2 separate regions of the Mus musculus genome follow, and region 2 is linked to region 1. Evidence: chromatin loops called from intact Hi-C (ENCODE). Cell type or tissue: heart. All regions are shown on one strand. Each heading gives the region's core, and the rest is flanking DNA. Links, peaks and the distances in the headings are about the cores only. Region 1 holds the start of Pex5 (peroxisomal biogenesis factor 5). Region 2 holds the start of Mir7231 (microRNA 7231).

Evidence for each region. A loop is a pair of places that touch in the nucleus more often than their neighbours do. Peaks named below come from ENCODE experiments on the same cell type or tissue, not always from the same donor. Only the 100,000 strongest peaks of a DNase experiment are listed, where the experiment ranks them.
Region 2: it touches region 1 in a loop (2.8-fold over the local background); 3 of 42 quality-filtered maps call a loop at or near these places.

The regions. Positions count from the first base shown.
Region 1 is chr6:124,409,638-124,424,997 of GRCm38, reverse strand. Pex5 (peroxisomal biogenesis factor 5) reads left to right here and starts at 9,931. Exons shown (of 16, transcript NM_001277805.1): 1 at 9,931-10,025; 2 at 10,548-10,711; 3 at 10,956-10,991; 4 at 11,297-11,429; 5 at 11,598-11,729. The coding sequence starts at 10,565. D830015G05Rik (a long non-coding RNA gene) reads right to left here and starts at 9,926. Exons shown (of 4, transcript XR_378022.4): 1 at 9,107-9,926; 2 at 4,255-4,330; 3 at 3,686-3,744; 4 at 1,468-2,521. In heart, for the core only: a CTCF peak has its summit at 9,031 (motif pointing left); DNase peaks (open chromatin) are centred at 9,157 and 9,837; H3K4me3 peaks cover 2,175 bases; H3K27ac peaks cover 2,172 bases; H3K27me3 peaks cover 153 bases.
Region 2 is chr6:122,821,850-122,837,209 of GRCm38, reverse strand. Foxj2 (forkhead box J2) reads right to left here. Exons shown (of 11, transcript NM_021899.3): 2 at 8,707-9,053; 3 at 5,700-5,774; 4 at 4,204-4,272; 5 at 3,909-4,049; 6 at 3,334-3,529. The coding sequence starts at 9,039. It overlaps Mir7231 (microRNA 7231), which reads right to left and starts at 5,833; the gene lies at 5,773-5,833. In heart, for the core only: a CTCF peak has its summit at 8,917 (motif pointing left); DNase peaks (open chromatin) are centred at 8,949 and 10,679; H3K4me3 peaks cover 1,918 bases; H3K27ac peaks cover 2,806 bases.

The DNA of each region.
Region 1 (15,360 bases), core at 4,217-12,216:
TTTGATTTTGGGGTGCTGCTCCAAACCCCTCTGGGGATGGTATGTAACTAATATGCACAGATATAAGTTACATCTACTGTATTGGTATATGGCAGTCCCCCAATTTCTGAACAGTACATTATATTTGGCCCCAAGAGTTTCAGAGAAGGGATTGTGGATGTGAGGAAATGGAGATGCCCTGGCTCCTCCATTAGGTAGTGGCAAGCTTCTGGTAACACCATTGGGTTTGGGGTGATCATTTTTGAGTTAGAGACCCAGGTTATCTCCATCTGGTGCCTCTGTTGTTCTCAACACAAGACTTCCAGGGGCTTTTTGATACAGGATCTCACACTGAACTCAGAGCTCACCAGTTTGGCTTCCGGCTGACCAGTAAGTCCAAGGAATCTTCCTGTTTCTGCCTGCCAGGTGCTGGGACTACAGGTGAACAGTGACATGCCCAGCGGTTCAAGATGGTCACATCAAATTAGGAAGGACCAGAGTCAGAGGTTGGTACCTGGGAGGCTTTCAAAAGGAAGGCCTGGGAATAGCACTTAACATTTTTTTTTTTTACAGTCCACTAGCTAATACTAATACCATGGACATTTTAACTGCAAAGGAAGCTGGGAACTGTAGTTCAGTTGCTTGACCATGGTGAGGAGGAGAGGGCTGTTTAGCAATCAGCCAGCTGTCTTGATAACAGCCAGTCCCTTTAGTCAGCACGTATTCATTCCTGTCTGCATGCTGTAGAGATAGTCACAGCCCTCAAGCAGGCATGGTGCCTAGCTCAATCTTCAGCATTTCTGTGTGCAGTGTTCTGCTTATGACTCTGCATGGCTTGGTGACCTATGACCTAAAGACAGGTTATCCAGATGCTGTCATTCCCTGTAACCTTTGCTGTTATTTCCTTGTAGTTGAGCTTCTCTTTGCCCAACCCTTCTCTTGTTTGCCTGGCAGATGTTGGTCCCAACACACTTGCCAGTAGTGTCAGAGTGCATTTCCTAGGCTACTTGACCTGGGACGATAAAGTTGAGCTAAGGATATAGTCTCACATTTAAGAAAAAAGGATTTAAAAATTTTCTGTGGTCATTTCTTCCTCTTTTTTTTCTACAATTCTTTCCTTGCTCTAAGTTTTTTAATGGTTTATTATTTTCTTAGTTTTTCAAAGGACATGCTTTTGATACATCTATGACATTTCTCTAGATACCAATGTCAAAACCAAGCACACTTAACCTTTTTTGGTTTTGTCTTTAAAAAACAAAACAAAACAAGATCTTGCTATGTAATCCAAGCTGGCTTGAGGTTCAAAATCCTCTTGCCTCATTCTTCTGAGTTCTAATATTACAGACATGTTCCCTAGCCGCTCAGCTGTATGTGTGTGTGTGTGTGATAGAGGGACTCCCTCTTCCTACAGCTCTGACTTTTATGAATAAAGCATAAACTACAATGTTATATAGATACATTGTGATCTACCTTTACTAATGTGTTCCTCCTGCAATCTTTGTAGGGTTTTTGTTTTTTTTTTTTTTTTTTATAGGTGAATTGGACATTTCTGGTTTCTTTGGAGACTCAGTTGTCTTATGTGATGTTTTTCTGGAAACTGTTGTATGAGAGGATGTTTTTGCTGAAACAGACATGTGGGAGGATGTTTTGCTAAAAACAGACCCACAATGTTTTTCTGGAGGCAGCCTGAAAAAGGGGCATGTGATGTTTTTTGCTAGAGCGGATGCTTGAGAGAACACATGATGTTTGTAAAGGATATAAATATATCCCAATGAATGGTGACAGTGCTGGATGGTATTGGTAGGCCTTGCCATTCATTGCTGGTTTTCATTGGGGTTTGCTGATGTTGGGTGGTATTGGTATGGGTTATCACTCTTTGTTGGTCATCATTTGTTGTGACTTAATAGAAACACACCAAAATCTTCTGGTGGTGTTCCGGTAGCTTCTTGCTGTTTCCATAGACTCAGGCTGACTAGCAGAGCCTTGCATTCTTTTCTGGATCGACTTATTGTTGTTAATCTATGAACAGTGTTTGCTAGTCCTGCTGTTGTTGATTTGAGAATTGTGTTTGTGAGCCCCTGCTGTTGCTGATTCGTGAATGGTGTTTGTGAGTGGATCGAGCTACCTCCACTGTTCATGTGAACTCAACTGCTAATATCCTGACAACACAGATTAGATTTGCTCCAAAGAGATATTTAAACAGGTGTACAGCTTACTTTGCTCTATCAACCTTTCCTTTTCACTACCTCTGGTGGGTGATGGGTTAGAAGGGACATTAAAGCATTTAGGAATGAACCTTTATTAAAAGTAGGTTTTGGAAAAAAATATCTAAGCCTATAAATGGCACCCAACATGGGACTCGAGTTCAAGACTCTGATATTTTAGTATTATAGGTCAACAGTTGCTGTTCCTGAGACACATAACATATTTTTCCCATTATTTTCATCAGCTAGAGTCTGTATATTGCTAGGAATGTTGTGCCTTCTTCTGTAACTGGAGGAAGATAACATCGGCAGAAGGGTACTGACTGAGCTGGCCAAACCTGTAGTATCAAACAATAGGAAATCCACTTTTTTGGGGATGATGGTGGTGTCTGATAATCTTTCTGAACATAGATGATTTTTAGAAAAATTTTAGGGTCCCAGAAAAATTGAGCTAAAGCAGAGAGTTCAGTTAGGCCTTCTGCCCCAACCCCAGTCCCCTGGGCTTTTCATTCCCTCATTAGAGTAGCACATTTGTTAAAAATGATGGAACCACCAGGCAGTGGTGGCGCACGCCTTTAATCTCAGCACTTGGGAGGCAGAGGCAGGTGAATTTCTGAGTTTGAGGCCAGACTGGTGTACAGAGTGAGTTCTAGGACAGCCAGGGCTACACGGAGAAACCCTGTCTCAGAAGAAAACAACAACAACAACACCAACAACAACAACACTCCACCAAAAACAGAGTATTAGGCCGGGCAGTGGTGACATATGCCTTTAATTTCAGCACTTGGAAGGCAGAGGCAGGAGGATTTCCGAGTTTGAGGCCAGCCTGGGCTAAATAGAGAAACCCTGTCTCAAAAACAAAACAAACAAACAAACAAAAACCAAACAAACAAAAAAGCCAATGGAACCACATTGCTATCAGTATCACCCACAGCCCACGACTCCCTAGGCCTTTCTCTTCTTTCCACTCTATGGGACTTGAGGAACAGACAGTGCCATGCACTTCAATTACAGTGCTGTGTAGTTGAGCTACCTTGGTCTTTGGTGCTTCACTTATTCATCCCTCCTTTTTGACTCCACCCCAGACAACAACTGGTCTTTTACAGTATCCAGTTTTGTTTTTTTAGAATGTCATAGATTTAGAACCACGTAGATTAGTGCTGAGGCTACTATGTTGATAACTCATTTCTTTCTCATGTAGAATACTTTTCCATTGTATGGATGATGAATAGACCCTGTCTATTCATCTTGGGCTTCATGGCTGCTTTTGAACTTTGGTAATTATGAATAGATATATGTAGTGTTTTGCATGTATTTAACTTGTCAATGCATCTGGCTAACTACAAAGGATCATACATATGTATAGTAAGAATATATTTAGCTTTTTATGGAGTGGCCAAACTCTTCAAAAGTGGCTATGCCATTGTATTAGTCAGGGTTCCCTAGAGTCACAGAACTTATGGGTAGTCTCTATATAGTAAGGGAATTTGTTGATGACTTACAGTCTGCAGTCCAACTCCCAACAATTGTCAGCAGCAGCTGTGAATGGAAGTCCAAGGATCTAGCAGTTGTTCAGTCCCATAAGGCAAGCAGGTGAAGGAGAGAGAGAGAGAGAGAGAGAGAGAGAGAGAGAGAGAGAATGAATCTTCCTTCTTCCAATGTCCTTATGGAGGTCTCCAACAGAAAGTGTAGCTCAGATTAAAGGTGTGTGCCACCATGCCTTTAATCCCAGATGACCTTGAACTCAGAGGTCTCCCTGTCTTAATCTTCTGGAATTCATAGCCACTATGCCTCTAGTCTCCAAGCCAAGATCCAGGTCAGAAACTTCTATCTCCCAGCCTCCAGATTAGGATCACTTTTGAGCCTCCAATTTGAATTGTAGTTCATTCCAGATATAGTCAAGATGGCAACCAGGAATAGCCACTACAGCCATCTTGCACTCTTGTCAGAACTGACTGATAGTCCCTCTTGACCCACATCTTCGCCAGCATTTGATAGAGTCAGACTTAGGATGCTGGACATCCTAATAGGTGTATATTGACCTCTCGTCATTGTTTTCACTTACAATTACCTAAGCATATGGTGATGAACATCTTTAGATTCCTGTGTTTGTCCCTTGCATATCAGTTGAGGTTCCCACTCCTGTGCTGTAGACGAGAAAATTAGATGAGAGTCAGAATAGCTACTGCAACTCATGTGTGGTGAATATAACTAACGTTTTGGAGGATTGTGAATCAAATTCTTTTCACTAAAGCTCAGTCCAAACCCCCTCCCCCCGAAAAAAAAAAAACCCAAACCAACCCACCAATGACATGATTTTGAAATTTTGCTTACATCAGTCTTTCTTTTCTCATTCTATTCCGAGGTCCCCTCTTTGTTTCCATCCTGTTTATAGAGCTTTATTTAGCTCTTCCTCTCCACAAATCTGCTAGGCACAAATTATCTTTATTTTCTTTCATTGACAATGTCCTCACGTTCTCTCTTATTGCTCTAGCTGCTTTCAATCTCTCTCTTGTTTCTAGTTTTTGAAACTTGGATAATATGTGCCTTGGTATGTGTTTCTTTAGGTTTATTCTGTTTGGATTTTGCTCAACTTCTTTCATCTGTAATCTAGAGCTCTTGCCAAATTCAGGGCAGTTTTGGTTGCAACTTAGGGTACCCTCTCAGCCATCCCCCTCCCTTAGCACTCTGAAGATGCACGTGCTGGATCTTTTGTTATGGGTTCTGCAGGCCCTGGGTCTGTTTATTTGATTTTTTTCCCCCCTCTGGTCTATTTCTCCTCTGTCATTCAGCTTGAATAATTTCTAATGTCCCATCAACCGTGACTGATTCTTTCCTCTGTCCTATTCATTCTATTGGTGAACCTTTTTTTTTTTTTTTTAAGATTTATTTATTTTATGTAAGTACACTGTAGCTGTCTTCAGATACACCAGAAGAGGGCATCATTACAGATGGTTGTGAGCCACCATGTGGTTGCTGGGATTTGAACTCAGGACCTTTGGAAGAGCAGTCAGTGCTCTTAACCACTGAGCCATCTCTCCAGCCCCTTGGTGAACCTTTTTAAAGTTGATTATTGCATATTTCAGTCCTAGATTTTCTATTTGGTTTATAACCATGGGAAAGCCTAAGTGGTTGACTCTTTAGCTTGCTTGTTTTTAGTTAGTAGCTAATTTTGAAGGTTATATACCTGACTGATATATTATTATCCTCTCACTGGCTTTGTGGTATACAACCCCTGAGACATATATGTATAATGATAGCAGTTGCCTAGGTTACTCTTCAAGGGCCTGAAGTGCTTCAGCTGAAAGCACTGGCTTTTCCTATGGGAATATGGATGGCTCAAGGATGACAAAGACAGGATGAATCAAGCTGGGCGTTGCTGCCTCAGTATTGTACCAATGTTCCCCTTGGCTACCTTAACCTTTGGGTCAGATCTCTGTTCAACTCTGCTCACATCCTATTAACCACGTCAGAAATGTCTTCTCTGGAACTATAAGATTAATTTGACCTAAACCTCCCTAAGCTCTCTGCTCCCCTCCAGGGCTGATGACACCAAGATATAGGTAATTAAGACTATCCTATTTCAGGCCAGTGAGCTTTGCCTAAAAGCCTCTAGTCACCGGCTCTTTCTCTACTATTGTACCAATTCCTTCCCCATCCCCTGGCCCTGTTAAAACAGGGTAAGACACCTTAGTTTTCCAGAGAGTCTTTGTCGGTCATACGGTCCATCTTTAGTTTTGATGGCTTTCAGGTAAATCTTTTTCCTTGGCCCTACAACCTGTATTTGAGTCATTGGCTGTTTCGAGTGGTGAGGTAACAGATATGGTTTGGCAGCAGTATTTTAAAAATATATCTTCTGTGTCTTTGCTGGGGATCTGTAATTTTTAATGTTTGAAATGAACTTTGAGCCTTGGGCATGGGGACTTCTTGCTGCTCCTGGCACATACTCGGCAAGTGGCCTACCACTGAGCTGTATTCCCAGCCTGGCTCTGTGTGTTTTGTCGATTCAGAAGGATTTATAATTGCTCAATGAAACATTTTAGAACTATTTGATTAGCATTTAAAGAAATAGGTTGTCATTGTGATATTTTTTCTGTACAAATATCACTATATTTTGTTCTTATTTGGCCCCAGTGTCCCCCACTTCCACTCTGCCCTTTCTGCTGATTTCTTTTCCTCACTCAATTAACTCCCCTTTGTGGTAATGAAGCTTTTTCTTAAATGATAAGTACCCTAAAATAACGCTAATGCCTCTGTCATCTCAGAACTGGGCGCTTATGTTGATACGGTCCAGCCTGAGATGTTCGGGGGTCTTGGTAAGTGAGGGAACTTTGATTGATACCTGAACATTTTTTGCAGTGTGATATGAGATTCTGAGTACTATGTAAGACTTTTACCTCAACTGAATTAAAAGAAGATACCCTTCCAAATGTGCCTGTGTGAAGACCTTGGTTCACAATTTCTTGTATAGCAACCCCAGGGAGGGGGTTTGGATCCTCATTCTTTTTTTCTTTTCTTGTTTTCTCTCTCTCTCTTTCTTTCTTTCTTTCTTTCTTTCTTTTTTTTTTTTTTTTTTTTTTTTTTTTTTTTTTTTTTTTTTGACTCAGAGATCTGCCTGCCTCTGCATCCCAAGTACTGGGATTAAAGTTGTGCACTACTATGTCTTGATGGATTCTGGTCTTAAAAACAAGAACAACAGTAAGAACAAGAACAAGAACAAACTAAAGCATCCCCCTCCAAGAGAAAAGAATGTGGACTTGAAAACGTACAAAGAAATTTGTTTGTTCAAGTGAAATTGTGTAAATGTAAATTGCACTTAAAGAACACAGAATTGACAAAATTGGTTAAGTTATAAGCTAGAAGTGGATTTCATTATTGGTCAGGAAATCAGCCTAGGGATCCCGGCAGGGACAGAGCTCATCTCAGCAAGGGGTGTGGTGTCACACGTGTGTAATACCAGCACTCAGAAGGGAGAACTAGGACCGGGAATTCAAGGCCTGCCTGGGCTACATGAGAACCACCATAATGCCCCTCTCCATTGAAGCCAGGCACAGCAGCTCATGTCCACGATCCTAGCATACAGGATGTGGAGGCTTGGGAATTGCAGCAAGCTTGAGTCTGGTTACACAGTGAAAAATAAGATCCAGGAACTGGGCTATCTAGGTCAGAGGCCAGCAAAGCACGACGGAGCCTGTGCCCTGTTTTCGTACAGTCTAAAAGCTGGGCATGTGGGGTCCCCCCCCTTAAAGCAATTGAAATAAAGTTATAAGAATGGTTTATCGTGGAAGTTAAATGAAGCAGTATCTTCATTGCTCACAAGAACTTTGACTGGAATACCGCCATGCTTGTTCTATGGCCCTATTGTGAAATGACAGAGAAGCAGGGACAGACAGTGTAGATCCAAACGTGTTCATTGATTGGCTCTTTACAAAGCTTGATGCTAATGGCCTAGATGCAAGTCCCAGCTTTTAAAACCCATATCACAGTCCCAGGCAAGATCCAACAGTTTTTGTCTCGGTTCCCTCGCCTGTTAAACAGGGATGCCTTGACATTAATAGTTATGAAGTGGATCATATAAGTCAGTATTTGAAAAATGTTTAAATCAAGCCTGTGGTGATGTAACTTGGGTCTGAAAATTAGAGGATTTCAGCCTATTCCTCTTGAATTGGCTAAATATTAAGGAATGTTTACCTTTATTTTATAACTTCTTATTTTATGGGTAAAATATGATTTTAACTTTGAACTTAGATGAAGAAGATATGGTTTCATATTTAAAACTTTAATGAGCTAATTATAAATATTAAGCACCCACATAACTTAATTTAGCCTTTCCCCTGGGACTGTGGGCCAGGCATTGTGAAGAAGTCTTTGGCTTATATCAAAGGTCTTTAAGGTCTACAAGGAAGACTTCTCCAAGTCTGGGATGCAGGGCTGTAGGTGTCTGGTGCTTGCACTGTTTAAATTTGTGTGCGGTATACGATGTATGTGTGGTGTGTGTGTGTACACAACTCTCAGGGGAAATAACTTTTCTGCTACTTTGTGGGCCCAAGGGATTAAATTCAGGCCCTTAGGCCTGTGTATAAACACCTCTACCACTGAGCCACGCTGCCAACTGCTTGCATCGATTCTGACTTCCTAGCTATTTGATTTTTGTGCAAGTCTTATTTGTAAAAGGAGGTTAGTAATAGCTTTCTCATAGGAGTATTATGAAGATTATGATTAAAAGTGCTAATGCTCACCAAGTGCTTAAGGCAACACCTGGGGGTTAACATGCATTTCATAAGCATCGGTTATTATCTCAATTATTCTCCCAAGATCTTGGCATGGTAAATTCCTGCTAATCAGTTACTAACCTCCTAGCAGAGTAGGAGGTTATGTGTGTGATGCGTTTTGAATGCTTCTGGGAGATGCTCTCCCATTTCCCCATGACCAGAAATTCAAACCATCATATGCTTTCCTTAAACACTGCTTTCTCCAGAGATTCTCCTGTTTTAACATATTCATCTTCCAAGATGGCATCCTTTCCTCCTTGGTGTGGTTTAGTTTATTCGTTGCTAGGTGTTTTTTTCTTTACAATGGCAGCCTGGAAACAGTGGACAGGGATGAAATTTGTGGTCAAGGAGAATGGGTGTATGTGTGTGTGTTAGGGCCTCTGAAAGATACTGACAGTGTACTAAAGACAGAAACATTGCACAATATTCTGCCTTGTTCAACCACTGCAGTTATAAGGGCAATTTCTATTTTCCCAGGGACGAATTTACACTGCCTGTGTTCCCTGAGGAAGGCTACCTTTGAAATCATCAGGGCAGCAAAGAACCAAGCCTGCCCCAGGGCGCCACCTACAGACTACCTGCTTCTCCCGCACCCCGGGTTGGGACGTACGTCAGGCCTTTCTAGAACCAGTTTCCTCCTAGCCCACCTACCAGCACTCTGAACCCCTCCCCTTCTCAGGACGTCAAGGAGTCCGTCGGTCTTGGACCTAGGTGAGCTATCAAGGTTTGCTTTCCAGTGTGACCTTGAGGTCTGGCACCCGAGCCATTTCTCTGGCAGATGGTGGAGCCTGAGGCTTAGGTTCATATTCCCTGATCAAAGGTATTCCTTGCCACGTTTCCCCAACTTGGAGCTGCAGGGAATCAGGCCATCGTGACCTTGACCAGTAGGAAAGAGGAGAGAGGAGTGACTCACAGCACTCTCCCCATCCATTACAGGATTGAGGTCTCAAAATGCGTTGGACCCTATTTTAGTCACCAGAATTTGTCATCATCCGGAGCTATTTTCTTCATTACGCAGAGATGGTAGAGGCAGGCCCCTGTCTCCTTGGAGGCTGTGACGCTGTCCTGAAGGAGCGTCTGTTGGAAGGGGGGTCAGGCCTAGGAGGCCGAAGCAGGTCATAGATTTGACCTCCGAAATCTCCCGGGCTCAGTTTGGGCGATTTAGAGGTGCAGGAGAACCAGGAAAGAGAGCTGAACCGTGGAACCTGAAACCTTGGTTTTTCTCCAAAGCCAGAGAGGCCTCTTCTAGCTCCAGTCCTCTGAGTTTTCCACTAATAAATCCTGGCGTTCTAGGGACTACTGCAGGTTTCCCCAATCCAACTGTCCAGGACTGTCTCCTTTAAGGATCTCGGCTCCGCCCATCACGCTGCGCAAGCTTGAGGCCCCGCCCCTTTACCCGTTTCCGTTGAGCTGGGCCGCAGCGCCGCCGTCCCGGCCCCTTTAAGGCCGAGTCCCGCCCCCTTGCTCCCGCCCCCTCCCTTCCCCCAGCCCACTCCGGGTGCCTCGGCCGGTCGGACGGTGCGGCCCGCGACGGCGAGCATTGGAGCCTGGGGGCGCGGGGTCGAGGCCCGTAAGTCCCCGCCGCTGCGGTGGCCTCGTGGGACGGGGTCGAGGCTGGGGCGACGGGGCTGGGGGCGCGGGGCGCTGGGCGGGGACGGGCGCGGCCGGGGAGGGGGCTCAGGTGACACGAGCTGGGATCGGGACCCGCAGCTGGCGCCTGACCGGGGGTGTGGGTCCCGGTGTACGGTGGAAGGCGTCCCCGCTGTCCCTCGTCAGGTTAGAGTTCGGGTCTAGCCGTGTTTATGATGCGCTCCCCGTGCTCCCCAGGGGTCCAGGCCCTTTTGTAGAGCTGCTGTTGGCGGGTGGTGTCTGAGCTGCCGTCCGCTGGAGGGGAAGCCCGAGCCGAAAGCAGCGTTTCGAGTGGGAAGGCAGGACACAGCCTCCTCTTGGACTCCAGACACACCTCGGGGGGTGGCCCCGGGGGCCTGGCCCTTGTGGAGCCGTCGTGGGCCCATCTGCTCTAGATAGGGCCTGAGGCGTGCGTTGGGAAAGTCTGGCTTCCCGACCACAGTTCTAATCTTCTGTCCATCAGGGAAGCTGCTGGTCACCATGGCAATGCGGGAGCTGGTGGAGGGCGAATGTGGGGGTGCCAACCCGCTGATGAAGCTGGCCACCCATTTCACCCAGGACAAGGCCCTTCGGCAGGAGGGACTGAGGCCTGGCCCCTGGCCTCCGGGAGCCTCAGCAGCAGAGACCGTGAGTGTTCTAGGAGAGCCTATTTCTTCCACCTGACAGCTGCTTTCTCTGTGTTAAAGTAATAGCAGTCACCATTCAGTAACACTGGAGTGAGCCTTGTGCGGCTTTACACAGACAAGGACTACTATTTTATAGACAAAGAAGCTGAGGCTTTGTGAAGGCTCTTGACTTGCCTCAGGCCACCTAAGCAGTAGAGTTAGAGTTGGGTTGTAGCCTGCTATTGTCTCTTTCCTTCTTATCTTAGGTTTCCAAGCCTTTGGGAGTAGGAACTGAAGACGAGGTAAACAGAGCAAGTTTCTTTTCTGTCTTTTTTTTTTTTTGGGGGGGGGGGTTGTGGTGATTTTTTTTTTTTTTTAAATCAGTCCACTCATACTTCAGTCTTTGAACTCTCTTTACCAAATGAGATTGCCTGCCAATGTTTTCGTCTACTTTTTGGGGTATTTTTCTGGTTTCCAAATTTACAGATAGATTTTTTTTTTTCTTTATTTATCTCCAGTTTTCGTTTCTCTGTCCAACATCAGTGGGCCCTGCCTCTGGCTGAGGCCCTCTGATCCTAATGTTCATCCGACCATCTCTCTGTAATAGTTGGTGTCAGAATTCCTGCAGGACCAGAATGCAACTCTTGTATCCCGAGCCCCTCAGACCTTCAAGATGGATGACCTCCTGGCAGAGATGCAGGAGATTGAACAGTCAAACTTTCGCCAGGCTCCTCAGAGAGGTGGGTTCAGGGCCTGGTAAGACGGGAAGAGGCCAGAGGGCTTCCATCCTTGGGTTTTGCTGGCATCGGGGGACTGAGATGCTGAGGAGAAAAAGGAGGTGTTGCCCATGAGTGAGTGTGAAGGAACCTGTTTTCTTTTTTTCTTAGTCTTCTCTTGTCTCTTTTAAGCCCCTGGTGTGGCAGATTTGGCCTTGTCTGAGAATTGGGCCCAGGAGTTTCTTGCAGCTGGAGATGCTGTGGATGTAGCTCAAGATTATAATGAGACCGACTGGTCCCAAGAATTCATCGCCGAAGTTACAGGTGAGGCTTGTGGGGACATCTGTAGTAGTTGTTAGGGAGCATTTACATGTCCTGTGTTGCTGGGCGTCCTGATTCCTCTTGGGATGGAAGGTGATTTTCGCTACTAATGACTTTTCTAGTTTCTTGATTCATTTCTGTAGGATGTTAAATGTGACTTCTTATAACAATTGTAGGTAATCAAAACATAATAAAGAGAAAAGTGGGTTTGGTTGGAAAAAAAAGAGAGGGGGTGGAGAGGGAGAGAGAGAATATGAATGAGAGATTAGATCTGCCTCTTTATCAGTAACTTGACTGCTTAAGTCTAGTGGAGAGGAGCTAGAGATTGGATGGGTAGCCCAGGAAGAGAGCAGTATTCATCTCGGCACCTAGGACTCTGGCAATTCAACCATCTTGAGTAGGACTGGGGTCTGAGAAAATTGATTGTGGAGTTCAGAACCCTGAAGTCTGGCTAGGCTGCCTGTATATATATTGGCTTTTCATTTGTAGATTGAACAAACTGTGGATAGAAAATGGAAAATGTATGTCTGCACTAAACGTATACATGCTCTTTGAGTTTTTAGACAGGATCTCTGTAGTCCAGACTGTCCTCCAAATTCCAGTGTAACTGAGATCTTCCTGCCCTCGCCTCCTGAATGTTGGGACTACAAGTATGAACCACTATGCCTGGCCATGTGTGTGTGTGTGTGTGTGTGTGTGTGTGTGTGTGTGTGTATTCACTATTTCCTAATTGATATAATTGCTATATATGTAACATTTACATTATATAGGGTATTATAAGTCATCTAGAGATGTCAGAATAATGGGAGGATTTTTGTGGGTTATATGTAAATATATCATTTCACGTAAGAGACTTCAGTCTTCAGAACTTTGTATCTGTATGGGTTTTAGAAACTAATTTCTTTATGGATGGTCTTTGAGGGTAAAGATCATCTGTAACAATAGAAATAATATCAGCTTCTCTGTGTTAAGTGCATTGAATGTGTTGTTTACTTATCTCTGCAAGATCCCAAGTTCTAGCTGTTGTTTTTAGGACCATTTTCTAGATAAGAATACTGAGTTTATGACTTGCTTAAGATAAAGCAGCATTGTGAGTGACTTGGTTTTTGGTTTTAATGTTTTTTCTTTTTAAAGATTTATTTATTTTATTTCTGAGTACACTGTTGCTCTCTTCAGACACACCAGTAGAGGGCATCAGATCCCATTACAGGTGGTTGTGAGCCACTGTGTGGTTGCTGGGAATTGAACTCAGGACCTCTGGAAGAGCAGTCAGTGCTCTTAACCACTAAGTGATCTCTCCAGCCCAATTTTTTTTTTTCTGGTTTTTCGAGACAGGGTTCTTCTGTATAGCCCTGGCTGTAGACCAGGCTGGCCTCGAGCTCAGAAATCTGCCTGCCTCTGCCTCCCAAGTGCTGGATAAAGGTGTGCGACACCACACCTGGTTCATTTTTTTTTTTTTTAAGTAGAATATCTTTTTATTTTTCTTAGGCATTTTATACATGTTAACAGTAAGTCTCACAGCACCCCACTCCAGCCTCTGGTTCCCACATTCTTTCCACTCACTCTTCTGAGACATCCCCTTTGGCAAGGTGGGGTGAGCGAGACGTCCCGTTTAGTGCTGAGTGTGCGACGGTCCCTTAGTCTCAGCACTCTGACACTGCAGAGAAGTGCCTCTGGCCCGGGTTGGGGGCAGCGCTGATCTACAGATAGGAGCACAGTGGACAGTTTGACAGTCTGTTGTCTAGGTTTCTCCTTAGGTGTCACTGGGAATAACTCTGTGGACGGAGCTGTTACTCTGTTCAGCCAGGCCACACGCTTAAGAGTCTTAGCCCAATGTGTGTCTTTGGGGCCATCCTCGGCTACTGCCTCCCTGTGCGTTGATTTTTCTTCCCCAAGCCTATCTAATTAGTGTAAGAGGGGAGGACCAAGTCAGCCTCCCTCTTCCTGATGCTCACAGAGCGAAGCATTGTTTGCCCCTTTCCAAGTATGAGAAGAGACACATGTGGAGAAAGTTACAAAAGTTCTAGGCCAGGCTGTCACACGGTCTGACTAGCCAAGGTCTGAGATAATGGACTTAAGATGGTTTCTCCTCTCAGCCTTTTTTCTCCTGCAGGAGGAACTCCTAGCACCCAGTAACTTAGTATAAGCCGTTATAGGTGATTTCACAAATACCCTTTCCTTAAGTAAGAAGGGTGGACAGTGTTTCTAGGGTTTGCTATTAGTGCTAAGCGCTTTCTGCTGGGCTGCGCTTTGTACAGGGTTATAAGCCTTCTACAGAGAGTGTCCCTAGGAGACGTGACATTCAAAAGTCATGCCTGTTTGTATTCAGGTGCTTTTCAAACTATTATTCTAAACTCTCAGGTCCTCCCAGTGGAATGCCTTGTGCTCAAATCTGAGCTATCCAAAGACCCTCTGCTGGACAGAACCCTTCAGGTTTCCACACAAACCTTAAGCTTAAGTGATTCGTCTTAGTCCAGAGAGACTTCTCTTGGAATGGGTGGGCTTTAGTTCATTCTCCATAATTTAAAGCTAATAGACAAAAACCCAAGTCCTTTATGCAGCTAAGCAGTGTGCTAAGCTAACCCCTGATTTTATTATAATTAATTGTTTCCTGCTGGTTAAATCTTCTCTAACTCACAAATGAATAAATGTAGCTTTAGAAAAAAACATGTTTGACCTGCCTCACCTGTCCGGTTGTCTTTGGCGAACACATTCTTTTGCAACTATGCCTGCTTCACAGAGTCCCGGATGTGGGTGCCTGGGGCTGAGATGTGTGAAACTGGGCTCTGTAAAGTTGTTCTGTTGTAGTAGGCCTTTGGTAGTGAATAAAAGAATGCATTGAGATTTGGGGAACAGAGCTAAAGAAATAGATTTCCTAGGAATTTGTGTTTTATTTATTAAAAGGATTTATTTTTATTTTATGTATATTGGTCTTTTGCCTGCATGTGTGTCTGTATCATTATGTATGCATTACTTGCAGAAGAAAAGGGTGTCAAGGTTGAGACTGTTGTTAGCTGCCAGTTGGGGTTTTGGAATTGAACCCAGGGCACCTGGAAGAACCCTTAAATAAGCCAGTTCCCCTAATCACTGAACCATCTCAGCAACCCCAGAATCCATGTTTTAGAAATAGCTTTCTCTTAGTGTTTGTGGCTGTTTTAGTACTTGTTTTTTTGGGTTTTGTTTTTGTTTTTGTTTTTCGAGACAGGGTTTCTCTGTATAGCTCTGGCTGTCCTGGAACTCACTCTGTAGACCAGGCTGTCCTTGAACTCAGAAATCTGCCTGCCTCTGCCTCCCAAGTGCTGGGATTAAAGGCATGAGCCACCACTGGCCCGCAACTGTTTTTTAATTGATAAGTAGATTTGACAAAATATACTTTTTAAGGTCTTATTAATTAATTAAGTTTTGGTGTTTGTGATATCTCACTACAAAATATACTTTTTAAGGTTTTATTAATTAATTCAGGCTGGCTTGAATTTGTGGCTGTTTCTGCTGAATGTTGGGATTACTGATATGAATCTTTATGCCTGGTTTGTTTGTTTGTTTGTTTTGAAAAGGTCTTAATATGTAACCTGGGCTGGCTTTGAACTCACAGTCCTGTCTCTGTATCCCAAGTGCTGGGATTATAGGCATGCTT
Region 2 (15,360 bases), core at 4,769-12,768, 1.6 Mb after region 1:
AAGAGGGCACCAGACCTCATTCTAGGTGGTTGAGAGCCACCATGTGGCTGCTGGGAATTGAAGTCAGGACCTCTGGAAGAGCAGCCAGTACTCTTAACCTCTAAGTCATCCATGGTGTTTTCCTACATTTGTTTTCTGTAACTTAATCACACAGTTCTCATGTATGAACTCTGAGAGTGACATTATGCTGTAATGTCAAAATGTCGGACAAGCCTGGAGCTGGCTGTCGCTAGAAACCTGAGTAAATGTCCACAATGTCCTCACCTCACACAGTCTAATTTCTGACTTTGTTTCTGGCACTCTCTCCAGGTCCCCTCCCTCCAATCAATTAGCAATATGAGCTGTATTAATCTCCCAAGCAAATGGTAACACCTTAGGCTGCACTCTTGAGATCGATCCCTTAGGTTATAGAAAAAAGAAAAAGTAATTGCTGGCCACAGAGCCCAGTGTCCACACTCCTAACATTCAGGAGTCCAAGGTGGGAGGATCATTCAGGCCCAGCACTCAGGAGGCAGAAACAGGAGGATCTCTAAATTGGAGGCCAGCATGGGCTACAGAGACCTTGTTAAGAAGAAAGGAAAAGAGAAAGACTGAAACAGGAGAGGAGGATGGCAGAAGAGGCCTGGGAGGAGGAGGGAGCAGAAGGGGGGGAGAGGGAGGAACTTGTAACAGACCAAATCAGTGTTCAGGTTTTCTCTCAGTTGGGATGATAGACCTCAGAGAGAAGAGTTAATGTGACTGAGGCCCTGTATCCCTCATCACTCTGGCTAGCCCACGCTGCCTACAAAGGACTACCAAGGAGGCCACAAGGCCATCACGTGAACTCTCAGCCCCACCACAACGTCTACATGAACTGGGGCTGGAAAGAAGGGTAAAGTGCTTGCTATGAGATTGTGAGAACCAGAGTTCAGATCCCCAGCGTTCATGTAAGCGCTAGGTAGGTGTGCAGCCCACCTGGAATCCCAGAGCCCAGGGCGCAGAGATAAGGGGACTCTAGAGCAAGGTGACTAGCTGGACATGCCTAATGGGCAAGTTCTGGATTCAACTGAGCAACCCTGCATAAGGTGGAGGGCGGCTGAAGAAAACATTTGAACTGACCTCAGGCCTCCAAAGGCAAGCATATCTACACATTCACACAGACAATTGGACGGACACACACACACACACAAACATGCAAACACACATGCAAAATTGTGTGCCTCTGTGAAAGTGTGTGTGTGTGTGTGTGTGTGCGCGCGCGCGCGCAAGCATACATGTGTATGGTATGTTTGTGTGGTTAGTTTTTTGTCAACTTAACACAAGTTAGGGTCATCTAGAAAGACGGAACATCAATTGTTCAATTGAGAAAATGCATCCATCACACTGGGCAGTAGATGGGGTGGGGGACGACATTTTCTTGATTGATGATTGATATGGGAGGACCCAGACCACTGTGGGAAGTGTCAACCCTGGGCAGGTGGTTAAGAAAGCAGGCTGAAGCTCACCATGGTGGCATACATCTTTAATCCCAGCACTCAGGAGGTGAAGACAGGCAGATCTCTATGAGCTCAAGGCCACCCTGATCTACATAGTAAGTTCCAGGACAGCCAGGACTACATGGAGAAACCATGAAACTCAAGAAAACAGAGTAGGCTGCACAGCCATGAGGAATAAGGTGGCAAGCAGCCTACCCCATGGCCTCTGATCAGTTCCTGCCCCTCTTTCCTCTCCAGGATCACTCGGTCATGGCTGTTACCACAGCAACAGAAAGCAAACTAGAATAGTACACAGATGTGATCATTGCAGAGGGCTGAGGCACACCATCTCTCAGAAAGCCACCCAATGAGGACTTTAAGTCATTCTCAGTAACTGTGGAAGTTTGCCAATGGGGCAGATATTGGCTGCTGTTGGGAAAGCACTGTCTATTAACTGTGTTAGGTATGGTGATGGTGTGGTGGAAAGCTACAGGAGAGGCTCTCATCACTGTGATGCTTCCTGAAACTGCATTTGTAGAGAATGGCATGAGGCCTGGGAAATTCGCTCAACTGTTTCCACTTGGAACCAAGTTCAGTGGCAGGTCAAATAAGCTGAGCAAAATAAAGGTGAGTGACGGAGGCCAGGGGTTGTTTCTCATCTGTTTGCAATGTTTTATAATAAAAACTAACAAATAAAAAATATAGTAGCTTTAATCCCAGCACTCAGGAGGCAGAGACAGGCATTGCTCTGAGTTCAAGGCCAGGCTGGTCTACTTAGTGAGGTTCAGGACAGATAATGCTACACAGCAAGACCCTGACTCAAAAAGGAAAAAATAAGACAGGATAGAGCAGTAGGAGCTGGAGGTGAGGTTCAGTTGGCAGCCTTAGTCGTAGCTGAGCACTTGCTCCCACTGTATGAGCCCTGGTTCCATCCCCAGTACTAAACCAGATGTGACGGAGCACAGCTGTAATTCCAGCAGTCGGCACCAGACAAGGATCATTCAAAGTCATCCTTGGCTACATAGCAAGCGCAAAGCCAGCCTGGGATATCTGTAATTCTCTCTCACCCTAACTAACTAACTAACTAACTAACTGAAAGAGAAAATTAAGTTGTTCTTATTATAAAGCATAAGGATTCTTGGGGAGAGGGTGCCACTACTGTCCCCTAGTGGTCATACTCTGAATGACTCGCTCACAGCTGGGAACTCATTACCCCTGGACTAGAGGTGTAGCCCAGTGGTAGAGCACTCTAACACACACAGCCCCTGGGTCAAATCCCAGGACTGGGGTGGAGGATGTGAGGGAAATCGCTGCCTTTGGATTGTCCTCTGATTCGTTTTCTGAAGATAATACCCTAGTGTGCCTCTGAGTCAGCTGTCTGTACCAAATAGTTTAGTCCTCTGACCAGTTTCATATATTAAAACGAGAAATTGGGAGCTGGCAAGATGGCATGTTCAGGTAAGTGCATCTGCTGCCAAACCCAATGCAAGTTTGTTCCCTGGGACTTGCGCATTGTAACATTTTTTAAAGACTACACACACACACACACACACAGAGAGAGAGAGAGAGAGAGAGAGAGAGGGGGGGGGAGAGAGAGAGAGAGAGAGAGAGAGAGAATGTAATCTCAAAAAAAAACAAAAGACAGAAAATAGGGAGAGAAGAGAACATTACCACTTGACAGTATAAGAAACTTTCAGTCCCAGCAACCAGAAGGGGGAGACATGCAGATCTCTTTACGTTCAAAGCCAGCCTGATCTACCTAGCAAGTTCCAGACCAGCCAAAGCTACAAAGAGGGACCCTGTGTCAAAGAAAAAGAGGAAAGAAAAAAAAAAAAAAAAAAAAACAAGGATGTCCCCGCCTGTCCCACTGCAGACTCACCGTGCTGGGAGGAGGAGGACCGCTCCAGCATGGACTTGTAGAGGTTGCGGAAGGACCAGCTTAGGTCCTGAAAGTTGATCTCTGAGTAGGAGAATTTGAAGTCATGGTTGGTGTTGTAGAGGGGAGGGGCGCCCTCTGTGCTCTCCTGGCCTGGGGCCCCTGCTGCCACTGCTCCACCATCCACAGACCCTGGGCCCTGCAAAGACAGGTAAGAACGGTGACCTAAGCCTTCTAAGCAGCATAACCCACCAGGGTCAGTCAGGTCTGTCCTCTTCACCGTCTCCAGCTGGCCAATGGCACAGCATCACCGGCTCTTCCCGCTCTCATTGGCCATCTTGAACCTGGCTTCTACATCACTCTCCATTTCTTTTCTACAAGCCCTTCCCTAGTGCACCTCCATGCCTCTCTGCACCTCCTTCCTTCTGGCTGGGTTTTCCTCCTTTGCTTTTTCCTTCTTTCCCAATCTATCTGCCTAGCACATGACAAGGTACTCAATATGCAAGTGAACGGCGTGATATCCAAACCCACTGAACCATCCGTCCAATTACCCTATGCTTGTCATCTCAGCTTCCTACCTGGCTGTAGTTGGCCACGGAGGAGGGGCTCTGAAGTGACATCTGAGGAGTCCCCTCGTGAGAGAGTGAGGCTTCTCCACTCCCTGGAACACCTCCCCGGGGGCTTTTGCTGGCTTCCTGCTCTGGGGAGTCTTGGGATAGCTGAGAATTGTGAAAGAAGAGAAAAGCTGTATGCAGGGTGAGGCACCCACCCACGAGCCAGCTTGTGGCTCCACCTTGCTGGTGCTAACCCGCATTTAGTCACAGAAATGACTAAAATCCAAGAAAGAGCTCTCCCAAAGAAGAGAGCACTTACGTCATCATCTGGAGGGTGTCTTCTCTTCCGGGAAATGTCAGGGCAGGTGTCAATTGTCCAATAGGAGCCCTGGAAGGGGAACCCAACCCCACGGGAAAGAGAAGCATTACCTATAAAGTTCCTGTTGGAAAGAGCCTCTAATAGCAGTCATGCTGAAAATGGGGTGGGGCTCGGGAATGTAGCTCAGTGGCAGAGTGTTTGCCTAGCATGGTGTTGGATTCCCCAAGACAGAATAGAAGAGAGGAGGAAGGAAGGAAGATCAAGCAAGAGAAAAGAGAAAAAGGAAAGGGAAGGAGGGGAGAGAGAAGACGCCAGGCTAGACCTCCTGACGGAATCCCAAGGGAGCTGAGTGCTAGCGAGGAGTAAATCTGCCCTCGGAGGTCACAGAGCAGTCCAAACACTAGCTTCAAACGTTCCAAAGGGGCAGAAGACTAATGTCAGAGACTATGTCAGAGAGCTGAGAAAGGCCAGAAAACCTGGTCCCTTCCCCTACGACCTGAGGCAAAAGTGCCTTAAGCGTTAGCATCTGTCAAATGGGAAGAACCTCTCCCTTCTCCCGTTAAGGTCAGGCCTGAGACCACACAGAAAAGCTTCCGAAAGGTTAGCGAGCAAACTGGCGATGTTGGTACACACCAGTAATCCAGCACTCAGGAGGGACTAAGGCAGGAGAATGACAAGTCTGAGGCCAGTCTGGGCTACACAGTAAAACCTGTCTCAAAAACAAAACAAAACAAAACTAACTAAGCCAACATTTTACATGTAGAAACAAGTGCTTCTCAAAAGAAAGGGGGTCCCGCCAGCCTGGGCTACAGAGTGTGAGACTCTATCTTTAAAAAATTAAAAGGCTGGGCATAAGGACATGCCTTTGCTATTTGTTTAGTTTTGTTTTTTTTTTTAATTTTTTGAGACAGAGTCTCTCTCTAAGGCCCTGGCTATCCTGGAACTCTTTATGAAGACCACACTGGCCTCATAGTCACACAAATCCACTTGTCTCTGCCTCCTGAGTGCTGGGATTAAAGATGTGTAATACCACACCTATACTGATGTATGTCTTTAATCCCACCACTTGAATCTATGAGTTGGGGTTAGCCTGGTCTACATATAAAGTTCCAGGTCAGCCAGGTCTACATAGTGAGAAGAAAGAAAGAAAGAAAGAAAGAAAGAAAGAAAGAAAGAAAGAAAGAGAGGGAGGGAGGGAGGGAGGGAGGGAGGGAGGGAGGGAGGGAGGGAGGGAGGGAGGGAGGGAGAGAGAGAAAGAATCTCAAAGACAACTCCATCATAAACATTCCTATTAAAACAAAAAGATTTCATAGTCTTCCTTAGTCTCCCACTCTAGGAAAGACCCAGCAGCTTGGCAGCCATGCTCTTCCTCTGAGGAAAACACAACGATGCTTCTAAAGCTAACATGGTTTCCTCCCTGGTCATCAGCACAGCCACCGGACTCTGAGTGTCACCTCTCCTTCCTCCTCCCTTTGATTCCTGCAGCAGCGACTCACCTTCCCAGGGTCATCCCGAGGTCTGGGCACCTTCCGGAAACACTTGTTAAGGGAAAGGTTGTGTCGAATGGAATTCTGGGGAAACAAAGAAGCAAGTTAGGTCTGAGCATTGGGTATGCCCCAGTGTTCCCCAAAGGGACACAGAAGAACATAGTTCCAGGGCCCATTGCAGCACCTCAGCCTGTACTGCGGGAGGGAGGGCTGCACAGAGAGCAGAGGGGTGAGGGGAGAAAACCACCGAAGTCAGAGGTGACGGTGACCAGGTGATCGTGAAAAGTTAACTTTACAGCTTTCAGCCTTCCTGCCAAATTGACAACGCATATATAAATGCCTCAAGCCAGAAGGAGCTCTGAATTTGAGGTTAGCCTGATAATAGCAAGTTCCAGGATAGCCAGAGTCACATGGTAAAACCCTGTCTCAAAAAATAAACAATAACAGCAATAAAAATAGCCAGACATGGTACCCCACACCTGTAGGCTCAGCACTTAGGAAACAGAAACAGGAGAGTGGCCACAAGTTGGAAGCCCCCCTGGTCTATATCACAGTGAGTTCAAGGGCAGCCAGTACTGCATAAAAAGACCATTTCTCTAAATAAGCTGTGTGTAGTGCATGCCTTTAATAATCCCAGCTCCCAGGAAGAAGAGGCCAGTGAATCTCTGTGAGTTTGAGTTGAGGCCATTCTGTTTTACACAGTGAGTCAGGACAACCAGAGCTACATGGTGAGATTGGGTACAGTGGGGGAAGGCTGCTGATGAGCTCATGAGATGATTCAGGGGTGCATAGTGCTTGCCGCACAAGCCTGGGGTACCTGAGCTCAACCCCTGAAACCCACATAGATGGAAGGGAAAGAATCAACCCTATGGAGTTATCACTTCACCTCCACATGCACATTGTGGTGCACACACACACACAAACACACCAGGCATACATACACACAATAACCATAATGAATTTTAAGTAGGAGCTAGGGAGATGGTTCAGTGGATAGAGTTTGACACCGATCGTGAGATGTAGCTGACCACACCTGTAATCCCAGAGTTTTTAGGATTAGATATGAGGTAGGCATAAGAATCCCTGGAAGATCACCCTAGCCAGTCTGGCCCCGCCTCAAACCTGCTAGAAGACGAACAGCATACCCTAGGCTGACCTCTTAACTTCCACAGCCACATGTGGTATGTATGCACTCACGCTTGCACACACATCCTAAACATGCATATCAACAAAAGCAGAAGAGCAGTATTTTACACTGTTTACATACATTAAACAAGGCAAAAACTCATGCGTATTCTACAGCGAGACAGCTCACTGAGCGTGAAGAATAAGTTAAACCTCCGGCACCTACATAAAGGCATGGTCCGTCATGCCAGTGTTAAGCACAGGGAACTCTGCTGTTGTCCTACAGCAAATGGGCGGCAGACACAAGACAGTGCCCAGAAGCTCACAGGCCAACGGGCCTGCTATATATACACAGTAGTTAACAACATTAGAGACCCTGTCTCAAACAAGGTAGAAAGCAAAGACCTACACCCGAAGTTGTCTGTCTTCTGACCACCACACGGGCTTGGGGCACACAACCTTATGGCATTCTTCCACCCTCACTAACAGGCAAGACACGTAAATGAATACAACAAAGGCTAAAACAAAAGAAACCTCAGGAGTGAAACAAAAGCACAGACAACCTTCATTTTCTCAGTAACACTCAGAACGACATCTGGGGAAAGGGAAAGCCGCAGTGCGCATGTGTCAGTGCGCAGAGAGCTGTAGCCTAGAGGGGCACAATTTACCACCGGAAGACTGAAAGCTTTCAACAGCCTCAGTTCATCATCTGGTTTGAAAGTCAGCTGGTGATTTACGGAGTGAGAAAACCACATTTAATCCCCATTCCTACTCAACAGTTGGCAAATGAGTGACTGTTCCAAATGATTACAATGAAGCCTGGCTTGGCAATGCATACCTGCCATCCTAAGCATAGGGAGGTCAAGACAGGAGAATCAGTAGTTCAAGGTCAGCTTCAGCCATATCGTGAGTTCCCGGCCAGGCCAGCCTGAGCCACACATGACACTGTCACAAAATAGACAATGTCTGCCAGACAGACAGATCTTTGTGGTTTGTGTGTTTTGGTTTGGGGGGGGATGTTTTTTTGTTTGTTTGTTTTGGTTGGGGGAGGGTCTCACTTTATAGCTCTGGCTGAGTTGGAACTTGCTATGTAGACCAGACTGGCCTTGAACTCAGAGATCCACCTGCCTATACTTCCAAAGTGCTGGGGTTAAAGGTGTGTGTCACTACACCTGGCTAAATATATATATATATATATATAGTTTAATATGAACCTTCTTCCTCCTCTTCAAAGAAGACGCCCATGGTCTCCATCTAACAGCCTCATTACCTGCTAGTGAACCAGCTACTGGTAAAGATCCTAATTATTCTTTGTTTCTTAGTATACAATGCTTCAGAAGACAATGACTATCTGAAAGGAAGCTATAGAATTTGATGAGTTTCCTACCAAAGTAGGAGTCATACCTTTGCTTGCTCAATGACTTGAACAGAGCAGAGTGGCAAGAAAGACATGAAATCAAAGACTGCCATTTCGGGGAACCAGACAATGAGAGCGTGTGGTAACAACAGCATCCTGCCACTTCACTATATTTCATGCTTGGCATCACTAGTGTTTCCATGATAAAGCTTTTTTTTTTTTTTTTTTTTTTTTTTGAGACAGGGTTTCTCTGTGTAGCCCTGGCTGTCCTGGAACTCACGCTGTAGACCAGGCTGGCCTCGAACTCAGAAATCCGACTGCCTCTGCCTCCCGAGTGCTGGGATTAAAGGCCCTGATAAAGCTTTTGAAGCTGATGAACTCTAAAGTAAGTAGAAGCAGAGGTAGAAGATAAGGGATCTTGAGTTTACGTATCCCTGAGACAAGTCAGAGTGAACCAGACTAGGTTATAGGAAGAAACAAAAGCAGAGGTTGCTAAAGGCTAGGTATGAGCCCAGCTCACAGAAACAGTCCCACCTTCCAACCGATGCCAGCGTTCTTGTAATAGGGGAAGTTGTCGCAGATCCAGCGGTAAATCTCACTGAGAGTCATCTTCTTAGCTGGGGAGGAGTTGATGGCGTAGGTGATGAGGGTGGCATAGCTGTACCGTGGCTTGCCATCTTGGTGGACCGCTGCCTCATCTTTGCTGAGGGTGGCGTTGGGATCTGTGGGCGAGCCTGGGGAGCACTTCCGGGCGCCCCCTGGAGGCCCAGCCTGAGAAGCGCTCCCAAGCTTCTCAATAGTGGCTCTGAGAGTCAGCTGTGGCAGCCAGTCTATGGAGGTGAGGCTACTCTCCAGGTCGGAGGCCATCGTACTTCTGGGTTCTGCAGAGAAAGACAAAAGTAGGAAGGCAGATGAATCGCCTCTGTTAACTCCACTTCTTAAACAGATGTATTTATTAGTATATGTAAGTACACTGCAGCTGTCTTCAGACACACAAAGGAGGCGTCAGATCTCATTACGGCTGGTTGTGAACCACCATGTGGTTGCTGAGATTTGAACTGTGCCATCTCACCAGCCCTGTTAACTCCACTTCTAATGTGGAGGGCAAGCAGCCTCTTTCCATTTAAATTCCCATTTAGTAACCCTCTCCTGAGATGACCAAGTGCAAGTACCAACCATCCGCCAGATGATCGAGTGTTCTTTATTCATTTATTTATTTTTAATTCTAGACATGGTTTCTCTGTGTAGCCCTGGCTGTCCTGGAACTTGCTCTGTAGACCAGGCTGGCCTCAACCTCACAGAGATCTGCCTGTCTCTGCCTCCCAAGTACTGGGATTAAAGACAAGCACCACTGCCAGAGTGTTTCTTAATGGAGAGTATGATTATGTAGTCTCTCCCTTCACGAAGGATCAGATAGCAAATCCCACAAAAAATGAATTATTCCCTCAATTCTTTTTATAACCTGTCAACACTTTTTTTTTTTTTTGGAGACAGGGTTTCTCTGTGTAGCCCTGGCTGTCCTGGAATTCACTTTGTAGACCAGTCTGGCCTCGAACTCAGAAATCCACCTGCCTCTGCCTCTGCCTCCCGAGTGCTGGGATTAAAGGCGTGCGCCACCATGCCCGGCTGCAACACAATATTTTTAAACTCAATATAAGAGTAATTTTTAAAAAATCAACCCCACTTAGCAGGTAAAATTAGCCAGTGTCTATTCTCCAATTACATGACACTTGTATGTTTATATATAGCATCCACAAGTACACAGCAATAGCACATGGAAAGACGGAATAAACATGAGTATGCACTAATGAAGCACACACTGACACTCTTAAAGCTGTTTCATACTAAACATGAGCACTCAGCTATCACACACATGCCTAACATAAAGCAAATTAAACATAGCCCAAGTGCAGATTCTAACAAGTGACCAGGTCTGGAAGCACAAGTCTGTAATCTCAAAGACTCCAGAGGCTGAGGCAGCAGGATCACAATTTCAAGGTTTGCCTGGGCTACACAATGAGGTCATAGGCAGCCTGGGCAATTTAGTGAGACCCTGTCTCAAATAAAAAGTAAAATCACACACACACACGATACACATACATACATACATGCACACACATACATGCAGGCAAAACACTTAATGTGACTCGGCATAGTGTACTTGCCTGAGTCCCTGGATTCAGTCACCAGCACCACAGTAAACAAACAAATGATGACAACCAGCATCAGCAAGGTACAAGACTGACGCGTGGACAATGGCACGCACACAGAGATCACAACATATACACGGCATACATTACCAACAGAGCACAAAGTCACACAGAAGAGACAGCTCCTAAGTACACCGCTGCCCTCACACCTTTAAAGCTCCCGCTAGCACGCTCCAGCCCACAGACACCAGCACCAGGAAGAAGTCATCAACAAGGCCCTCCCACCTCCCAGGCCTGCTGGGCTTTACCGAGCCAGGGAGACACCCAGCTGTGTGCACACCGGTAACAATCAGATAGCCTGGCTAAAAATAGCCTCCGTAAGGCTAAGAGCTGGCTCCCCTTCCCCGCCCTTCTCCTCCCTCCTTCCTTCCCAGCCAGGCACGCAGGCTGCCTGCACCTCCATGCAAACTCCTAGAGCTTCGATTCCGCCCACGCCTGATGTTTGCCAGCCCTGCCGCCAACCAAACTGCCTAGGCTCTCACCACCGGGGAGGTGTGACAAGTTAGTGGAGGAGAGTGACAGTATCTGTATTGCGGCGGGGTCTAGTGAGGCGAACAGGAACCCCCCCCCCCCGCCCCGCCGCCGCCCCCGCACCCAAGTAGCCATTTGGCACTTCCTCGGAGCTGAAGCCGGCAAACCCCTTAAGCCCTTGCAGTGTAACAGGTTTGTGCCTGCACAGCCGCCAGATTCCAGCGAGCATTTCTTGCTCAGTCCCACCAGGGCAGTACTCTGCACGAGCCAAGACTGCCCCCCTCAGAACTTAGCATGCCGGTGAATAAGTACCCTGTCTGCCAATCCCTAGCCAAAAGACCCATGACCAGACCACACCAGACCAGACACTTGCAAGGATGCAGACTCACGCACTTGGCAAGCCCCAACACTTGTCTCAAACAGGACCCCTAGCGTCTCTCTTAACGCCCCCCACACACACACACACACACACACTGTGACATACCTTTCAGGCGTTCACTTTCTCATCCTAAAGTGTAGTTTCCACACAGACGCTTGCCCATTCCCTACAGCCCAGAATTCTCATTCACTCCCCTCCTGACCAGGTCCCACCCTTGAAATCAACCTGTGCTCACATGTACCTGGCCCAGTGCTCCCAACCAGCAACACACCTACAAAGCTGCAGGAAACATCTTCCTTGCCTCAAGGGTCTAGGAAGCAAGAGCCTTAACTACACCTCAAGAGTTGTTTGGGCATAGAAAAACAAAGGGGCCATGCCATGTCTGTAACTGGTACCAAGCAAGCCCACCCATTCAGCCATAGCTCTCTCACCAGAGCCATCCTTTCCAACCTAATGTCACCACCTTGCCCAAACCATGAACATGGAAACTTGGGAAACAATAGGGACACGTCATCTTTCCAGGAAGCCACACACACACCTTCTAGCTTTTTGCTGTGTCAAAACACCCTGGCCTCTGGACTACGGCAGGGAGCACGCAAGCAGCGTCCGTCTGTTCCATAGGTGGGTTCTTTAAGATCAACAGTGATATGCCAATAAGCAAATTCCTAAGGACTGGGGTCATTCCAGGAAGAAGCCTGGAAAGATGTGTTACCCTGTTCCCTAGTCAGTCAGCCACTGCCCTCCCCAGCTCTGTGTGTGTGTGTGTGTGTGTGTGTGTGTGTGTGTGTGTGTGTGTGCGCGCGCGTAATGAGTCTACACTGTCCGTGCTGGTCTCAAACTTCTGGGCTCAAGCAATCCTCCTGCATCAGCTTCCCAGATAACTGGGTCAAGAGACATCAGTCCCTTAAGCTCCATTATCTCCCAGGAAAGAACCCCAGGGCACCTCATCTTTCGAGCCAGAAAATTTCAGTTATTGCCTCTGAAATACTCTTGACCCTAACCTGAACTGTGGGGGTGGATTTGAAGTGTGTAGAGGCCCATTTGACATGTGCCAACCACCAGGCATTTCTAAAAGGGAAACACACACACACACACACACACACCTGCCTCTTGCTAGCTGTCCTGCACCCTTGCCCCACATGACACTGAGAGACACTAACCTTTCTCCACTATTCCTTCCCCAAGAGGGCAGCCCTCCAAATGCAAACCTCAGTGCTCAGAATACATTCCAGCATAAACCCTACAGAGTTCACAGAGCCTGGTCCTCCTGGTCTCTCAGCACTCCTTGGCCTGGCCCACGTCCTTACCTCCTCACTTCCCCGTTCGTAGAGGGCAGTGGCGATTGACTGAGCTTCCTCTCTCCTATTCCCAACCCCAGATCTGACTCATTACATGCCCTTAGCTATCCCTTGCTCCCCGGTGAAGTCTTGATGCCTCAGTTTCCCCCTCCAGTAAAAGAGATGAAGTCATAGCCCCTACCAAAGCTTCGTCCCTGGAGGGACAGGAATGAAGCTAATGAGCTCGTAGCTGCCACGCATTCCACGATCCCCAAAATAATGGCACAAGGCTAATGCCCAGGGCTATTATTAGAAAAGCAAACAAGAGGTAGTTCCATTTCTCGGGCCAGCCAACCTAGTTACCCAGACCTCTCTCTCCAGGTGGGCCTCGTGCCACTGGCCTGGGCAGAACCTGAGTCAGGCCACATTCTTCTCTGCAAGCTGGAAGGAAACACACAGAATCTGGGAAAGGCAGCCAAAGGGCAGACTCCATCACATCCACGGGACAGCTAATGACGACTACAGTGCTGTGGGAAGGCAGCAAACAAAACAGAGCCAAACACAGTCTTCTTGCGGCATGAGCAGCCAATGGGACGGGACCTGTGAGATCCTCGAGAACCTGCACTGTTTACTGCCCATGTTACCCGAACAGCTAGTAACTGTTCTCCACATGGTACCCAAGTCTGGTACCCAGGAGTGAACCTCCTGAGCGGCACATCATGCCAAAACTAACAGCCTCCCTCATGATCGGCCAGGCTGCCTGGCTTTCAACTCAGCTCTCATAGAGGAGTCATTTTAGCTTCTCGGTATCTTAATTTCTATCTCTGTAAAAATAAAATAAAAATTCTAACAAGTTAGCTATAGTGACACAAGTTTGTTCTGGTAGCACTCTGGGAGGCTAAAGCAGGAAGACTGCCATGAGTTTGAGCCAGCCTGAGCTAAGGCCAGCCATGGCTATATAGTGAGACACTATTACTCACACACAAAAACAATCTAAAAAGTTTTTAAAAAAAAAAAATTGTTGTTGTTGTTGTTGGTTTTGAGACAGGGTTTCTCTATGTAGCCCTGGCTACACAGATGTCCTGCAACCCACTATGTAGACCAGGCTGGCCCTGACCTCAGAGATCCACCTGCTTTTGCCTCCAAGTGCTAGGATTAAAAGAGTATGCCACCACCACCCAGCTTAGAATTCTTTTAAATGAAGGTTAACTGTTCCTACAAGAGCTGTGAGGCTTAGCTAATATTTTTAGTATGTTTAAAGCACTTAGTAAGTATACCTTTGTTTTTGAATGAAGAAAAAAGACTATCAGTCATCTGTATGTATGGCTCAGTGTGTGTAAGGTGCAGGTGCAGCCCACAGTTCACTGCCCAACACCAAAATGTTTCAATGGAAAGAGAATAGGTCCCAGAGAGATGGCTCAGCAGTTAGGGACACTGGCTGCTCTTCCAGAAGACTTGAATTCAATTCCCAGCACCCACATGGCGGCTCACATCCATCTGTAACCTTAGTCCCATGAGATCTGATGCCCTCTTCTGGTGTGCCTATGCACAGAGAAAATACTCATATATACATAAAATGCAAGAGAAATAAATCTTTCAAGAAAAGAAGAGAACGTCAAAAAGAAAATTATAGCAGATCGCAGAGACAGCATCAGACATGCGGTGATCATATTGCCGAGTCTGAAACAAGCCTGCAGTGGCTGTCAGAACGTCAGAATTTCAAACATTTCCCTTGAGTTCATCCGCCCAGTACTGACTGCGATCGGGAAGCCTCAGAGGACGTAGAAAAGGGGAAAATAGTCACCTGTCTTTCAGGGGATTTTGGTGCAGTCATAAGATACCGTCCCTAGAAAACAATACACTCCAAAGCACAGTTAATGCAAGCAGCCCCTCACTGACTACTGAGAGGCATGAGAGTTACGGAACTTGTCCCAGCAGAGCCAGCTGAATGGAGCAGTCTGCCTGGAGCAGCGACACCACAGCCCACACTGTGCCCCTCAGAAGCTGCACTCTAGCATCTGATAAAGTGCTTTGTAAGGAACAGACCACTGCCACGGCTGGCACACCTCTTTCAAAAGTGGGAGAGGCGGTTCTAGACCTGGAAGTTAAGGACAGGACCGTCATCTTTTAAGACTGGAGGCACCCACGATGAAACTTTCCTACCAGTCCTGGAAGAAAACAGGTCCAACCTGGGAAAGGCCTGCCAAGCAGCTTGGGGTGACTTCAGGAGGGGGTCACGGGAATTCCCCCTGGTGGGTGAGGGGGAAAGCTAGGCTTTCTCCCAACTGGTTGTCTGCACGCTCATCTCTTCTTGGTTTTGGCAGAGAGTCTCCTGCTTCTCCAGGCCTGCCAGAAATGATTCTAAGGGATCAAAGCACAGTCTAAAAAAACCGCCAGGATAGTCTTCTCCATGTACATACTCAAAACCCAGACAGCAAGCCACAGTCATTCCCACTGGGGAACATGTACATCATTCTACAGGCCAGCCATTGAACCTGTGGACCACAGTCCTGTTTCGGCGCATCACCACGACAGGTATCTTCCAAGGATCTAGTGGACAGGCAAAGACTTGGATAACACAGGCAAGCCACCCATGGCCCGTATAGGGAGGCAGAGACTGAAAACCTAAGGGGAGGAAGCTCCACACAGAAGACGAGGCATGGTCCAACCACCAGACAGGAAGTGCAGGTCTCGAGCTAGTGACCTCGGGTGAAAAATCAGAGCTCTGCTACAAATGCCACTCTGGCTCAACCAGGAAGATTTCTTAGCACGTTTTCTCCTGCTCTTTCTAAAGATTTTTGATTTTGAAGAAAATTTTCAACACAAGGTTCCTGGGACCCAGAACTAAACG